Regions from separate parts of the Homo sapiens genome. Here region 1 is linked to region 2. Evidence: chromatin loops called from intact Hi-C (ENCODE). Cell type or tissue: K562. All regions are shown on one strand. Each heading gives the region's core, and the rest is flanking DNA. Links, peaks and the distances in the headings are about the cores only. Region 1 overlaps LINC01619 (long intergenic non-protein coding RNA 1619). Region 2 overlaps LINC01619 (long intergenic non-protein coding RNA 1619).

What was found. Peaks named below come from ENCODE experiments on the same cell type or tissue, not always from the same donor. Only the 100,000 strongest peaks of a DNase experiment are listed, where the experiment ranks them.
Region 1: a loop joins it to region 2, with 8 times the contacts of the local background. A loop is called at or near these places in 30 of 110 quality-filtered maps.

The regions. Positions count from the first base shown.
Region 1 is chr12:92,136,360-92,139,172 of GRCh38, forward strand. The region is part of intron 1 of LINC01619 (long intergenic non-protein coding RNA 1619); the gene reads right to left. Among named protein-coding and RNA genes, the nearest start is that of LINC01619, 5.1 kb to the right of the region's middle. In K562, for the core only: no CTCF peak of the experiment used is centred there; no DNase peak of the experiment used is centred there.
Region 2 is chr12:92,002,614-92,005,426 of GRCh38, forward strand. The region is part of intron 1 of LINC01619 (long intergenic non-protein coding RNA 1619); the gene reads right to left. Among named protein-coding and RNA genes, the nearest start is that of LINC02404, 130 kb to the left of the region's middle. In K562, for the core only: no CTCF peak of the experiment used is centred there; DNase peaks (open chromatin) are centred at 228 and 1,318.

The sequences.
Region 1 (2,813 bases), core at 24-2,523, 130 kb after region 2:
GACACGCTACCTGTAAAGCCCCACGATTTGGCCTCACTCCCATTAATTTCTCTCCATTCCAGTTTCACTGGTCTTTGTCCAACCCCTCCTGTTCACCATTACTCTTGAGCCAGGTTTTGTGCATATTCCTCTCTCTCTCTCGCCTGCCTTCTCCACTTAAACCCCTACTCATTCCTCAGATCTCAGCTCAAGTGTCCCTTCCTCTGGGAAACCTTTCTATGGCAGTCCTATCTCTCTATTAGAGCTCTCAGGACACCACTTCACCACTTCCCTTTTCCTCAGCATGTCTCAGATCCAGCCCAACATTTGTTGGATAACCCTCTCTCTGCCACTAGGTTCCAAGCTCATTGAGGGCAAGCACAGTGACTATTTTTGCAACCCTAGTGCTTATCACAGTACTTGGCACATGGAGGGACTCAACAAGTATGTGTTTAATAAATGAATGTAAGAGATATAGGTGATAGACACAAGACAAAACACCACTTGTATATTAATGACCAGAAAATATCTTAAGAAAGTTAAAAAATAACTGAAAGACTTAAAGGGTAGTGGAAAAAAGTGCAAGAATCTGAGAGGGAAAAAGAGCTTGTATCTAGTGATATTACCTAAGAGCTCCATCCTTAATTGTAACAATGACTACCGGCTTGAGAGAGAGAAATATTCCTGACAACACTGGCCACCTAACCCTTGTTTTAATGGGTTCCAAACTCTTATTCTTACATCACAATCTTAAACATTATAGGGGCACACTGACTGACTTATAAGGCTACACACATAGGTTCAAGCATGGCCTGAACCACACACGAGCTTTAAGATGCAAGACTTCTGAAAGGGTCAGAGGCTGATTTTCCCTAGAAGTCTCTTCAGGTTCAACAAAGAATGGGTCCTTTGTTTCCTATAGGATTGCAAAATAAATTAGCACAAAGCTCTGCTGGCTATCTACTTCCCTGATGTAAACCATAATGCTATACAAGCCCAACAGCAAGCTATTCAATGAGGATATCTGCACACAGAAAAAGCAACTTGAGTATAAACTAAAAGAATCCGTGATCACTGACTCATTTATGACTGGCTAGGGGAAATCAGTTACATTATTAGTGATTCAGGCAAACATTGCATCAGGTTACATCACAGGAAGAAACTCAAATTCAAACTGACAATTTATAAAAAGGCTGCTTTTCTTTGCAGTAAAGGAAATACTCACACCACTCTAGATTAAGAAGATTGAGAACCACTGAGTTCTGTTTAAAAATCACTGTTTGAAAATCTCTTGCAAAAGCATGGCCAAATACCAATGGTTTGAAGGACTAAAAACCCTGGGAAAAGTCAACTTCATATAGCAAAGGGTTGTTGTGAGGATTAAAAAACATAATGGAAGCAAACATGCTTTGTACAGGGCTACATTGCTATATATGTTCGGTTGCATTACTCCATCTCTCAACTTAAGGTGTCTTCAATATAGACAAAGGATCTGAAGGACTCTTTTTTTACTGAGAAAATAGCTCTGAAAACCACAATGTTAGGCACACAGCTCAGGAAAGCTCTATAAAATAAGATGCAAGGCCTGTGTTGTCTATTTCCATCCTTCACAATGGAAAAGCAGTTCATTTTCCTTCCTATATTATTGTATTTCAAAAACGCAAGTACATTTCTTGCAGCTATAGGCTAAAGCAATCTTTCAAGAAACTCCTAACAATCATACTATGATCAAATTGTTAAAACACACACACACACACACACACACAAGAAAACAATCAGCTATATTTTGTTGGCCTCCATGATAGAGTATTCAAATTCCAAGAATCCAAACATTCACTAGCTATATGATTTCATGTTTACCTTGACAACAAATGACTTGTCTCCATTATTACACAAGGAATGATGGGCTCAGAGAGGCTAAGCAACTGGTCCAAAGTCACAAGTTGGTACAAGTCAAGATTTCAACTTATTGGTCTGAGTCCCAGACTAGTATTCTTTATGCTAAATTCCAACTGCCTCTCAAAGAAAGGAGCCTAATTGTAGACTGCTATATGCCTCCGGAACATAGTGAAAGAGTTTCAAGGCTGAAAATAACCAAAGATGGCCAACTCACAATGAGAAGTTAAAATACATGTTCCAACAGTGTAAAAGAAGGTAGATAAATCATGCATCACAATGTAACAATAGTTAAGAGTTTGGATTCTGTGATCAGAAAAGCCTGAATTCAAATTGTGAATTAGCTGTTTACGAGCTGTCTGGCTTTAGGGTAAATTACTTAAGCTCTCTAAGCCTCAGTTTTCTATCCATAAAATGAAGATAAAAAATACTGACCCACTTGCCAACCTCATCCAGTTGTTGGAAGGTCAAATTAGAATATATATTGATAACTTGAAGACTCACAAGTACAATTTGTGGGAAATACAACTCCATTTAGTCTACTGACTTGGGACAAAACTGCCATAAATCAAGACAACTACTAGAAAGTGTACTCAAATCTGCTCATAAAGCAATTGTCAAGTCTAATCATTTTATGGCTTATGGTCATTTATGGAATCTTCTCAAATAAAGTCCAATTTGTTAGTCATCTTTTCCTTCAAAAATTTAGGGATGGCTCAGAACAAGAGGGAAAAGATACAGGGCCTTTCTTGCTAAGCCATAACTACTAAAATAATTAAATCACCCATCTACAACTTCGATAATTCAGTTCTCTTACAACCATGCATATCAATGTTACAAAGACCCTAAGATTTAAAAAAAAACTTCTGAGAAACAAAAATGTGAATTTCAACACACAGCAACACATAGTTGAATATATGGGAACATAGATTTCAAAT
Region 2 (2,813 bases), core at 23-2,522:
CTTTTATGAAATACCAAAAATATCAGATTATCTTCAAAACTAAATAATTCTAAACCTCCCAGTTTCCCCAACTCATTCCAATTCTCCCTGATTATTTTCTTTTTGCTTTGCATTCCTGTACTACTTAGCCTTACCCTTGTTCGCAAAAGACCAAAGTGTAAAGCAAAAAAATTAAACAGTGAAGTACAGAGGCACCAAGGCCGGAAAAGATTAGATTGCTCAGAGGCACAGTCTGCTTTCAGAGATGATAAGCCCTGAGTAGTTCTTCTGGTTAGTTTTTCAATGGCTGAATTTTTTTGGCTCTCTGGATACTGCTGGAGACTTCAGTTTGTTAAGAGCTAACCCTGGACTCTCTCCCGTTCCTGCCTGCATGTCAATTCATCTTATTTCTAATAAAGCCAATTCTTATTTTTCTAACTTGTTTCCAATTCTCAAATGTAGCTCCAAAGAAAACAGAAAGTAATTAAAATGTCAACACTTCCCTGAAAAAGAACATAAACTCTCTTTGGATTTTCTTCCCATTGGAAATGTTACTTTTCTCCAAGGTGCCTGGGCCCCATGTGTGGCAACCAGCTGTCACCCACAGCAGACCCATCAGGCAATGCACATAAATCCCCTCTGTTCATTACTCTCGTTTGCATTTCTTCTTCTTCCTTACCATTTTCCAAATGGAGAGATCCTATAAATGAAGTACTTATGCCTGTCTCTTATAATGGACTAATATCTACGCCAATGTAATATATCCAAATTGTATGCAATATGAAATAAGCTCCAGCAGCAATAAGCTATTTAATCTAATGTGGAAAAAGCAATGTGGAGCCTAACAGCTTATTATTTAGTGCAGTGCAATAAATTAACTAAGCACCATTTTGCATAATAAGAGCTGATTATTCCTTTTACCTTCATTTGGATTGGTTTGGATGGGTTATGACTGTCTTCAGAGTTAATCGGGTTTATGTGAAACAACTTCTTTTTTAAATGTATTCCATTAAAGAATGAAATAAGGAAGAGCAAACATGTGCCATTATTTTGCGATTGGTGTTTTTGAGGTTAGTCTTTTAGAAGAAAATTCCCCATTAACAGGCAAACGTTGTGACCATTGTCCCAGAACTCTTTAATTGGAAAGAAGCCAATATTTGTCTCCCTTCTCACCCTTTTTCTACTTTTCCCTGTAGATTCCTGCCATTCCCTTGACTCGATTTTTCAAAGCACTTTTAGTAAAACACTTGGTTTCTTCTTTCCAGTATCTCTCCAACCCTGGCCTCTCTCATCCCCACACCCAATTACTTAGCACTTTGAGGTACATATCAGACTGATCAGCACCACTGGTCAGTAAGTGCAGCCGTTCTATCTAGTGTTACAGCCAGACCTCCCACCAAAGGTCTCCAAAATGCATCAATAAGTATCAAAACACATGTCAACAACAATGGCTGCAGCAAATCATCATAACTAGCATTTTAGAGAGCTGAACATGATGCTAGCACCTTAAAGAGGCATCTTATAGTAACCCCATAAGGTAGATATCATCATCATCATCCCTATTTTACAAGTGGAAATTGTGTCTGATCAAGATTAAATATGAGGGCTTGATTCTGAATAACATCAAAATCTTTGTAACATGTTATATTATCTGCTGGGGGGTAAAAAATAAAACATGTTAGCGAAAAAGTCTCTCTCTGTTTCTGCATTACTGTCCAGGGAAAAGCAATTCAAAGTGGGTGTCCTATCTGCAGTGAGGCCAAACCTTCAAAATCACTTAGATGAGGTTATTTTTACAGTACTTAGGATACATGTGGGGTCTGCCACCTCTGCCCTTTATAGAGATTTGCATTCCTTTTCTGGATTAATAAACTGCTTGAGGTTAGGACGTGTATTTTCTACACAATAGGACATCAGTGTGGTATAACGTCTGAGTCAGAAAATCCTAGGTTTTTGGGTTTTCTTGTTTGTTTGTTTGCTTGCTTGCTTTAGAGACAGGGTCTCACTCTGTCCCCCAGGCTGGAGTGCAGTGGCACAATCAGTTCACTGCAGCTTTGACACCCTAGGCTCAAGTAATCCTCCCACCTCAGTCTCCTGAGTAGCTGGGACTACATGGATGCACCACTGCACACAGCTAATTTTCTAATTTTTTTGTAGAGTCAAGATCTAACTATGTTGCCCAGGCTGGTCTCAAAGAAAATCCCACTTCTGGGATCAAGTGATCCACCCTCCTCAGCCTCCCAAATTCCTGAGATTACAGGCATGAGCCACTGCACCTGACTGAAAACCCCAGGTTTTAATTTTGGCTCTATTTACCAGTAACTATAGCAAGCTCTAGTCTGCTTAAAATAAAAGTAGGTAAATATACCTCATAGAGCTGTTAAAGACAGTAAATGAAATAACATAAACACATAGCACAGGTGATAAAATCAATAAATTCTAGTTCTCTCTCTCTCTCCATACTCATTCCACCTCTAATATCTAAGCATCAGTTTTCTACACATGGAAATATTCCATGGAAGTGTCAAGGACAGTAAAGTGTGAATGAAAGCCTGACTGAAACTCTTTCCTTGCATTATTTTCTCTTAACGATAATTCATTGCCACATATTTACCCGTCTCACCAAAATGATATTTTTAAAAAGTGATTTTAATTCTACAACTTTTAATTCTACAACAATTCATAAAGTGAGTAAAGGTAACTGTCATTCTTATCTAATAGCCCTTTTCTTCTAAATTCTCCTTCTCTATTGCTTCATTTCTCTTCTCCAAGTTGTGGCAGTAAGCACCACTGATTATCTAAGGAAGCTTTGAATCAAGGTCAAGGACATCTAA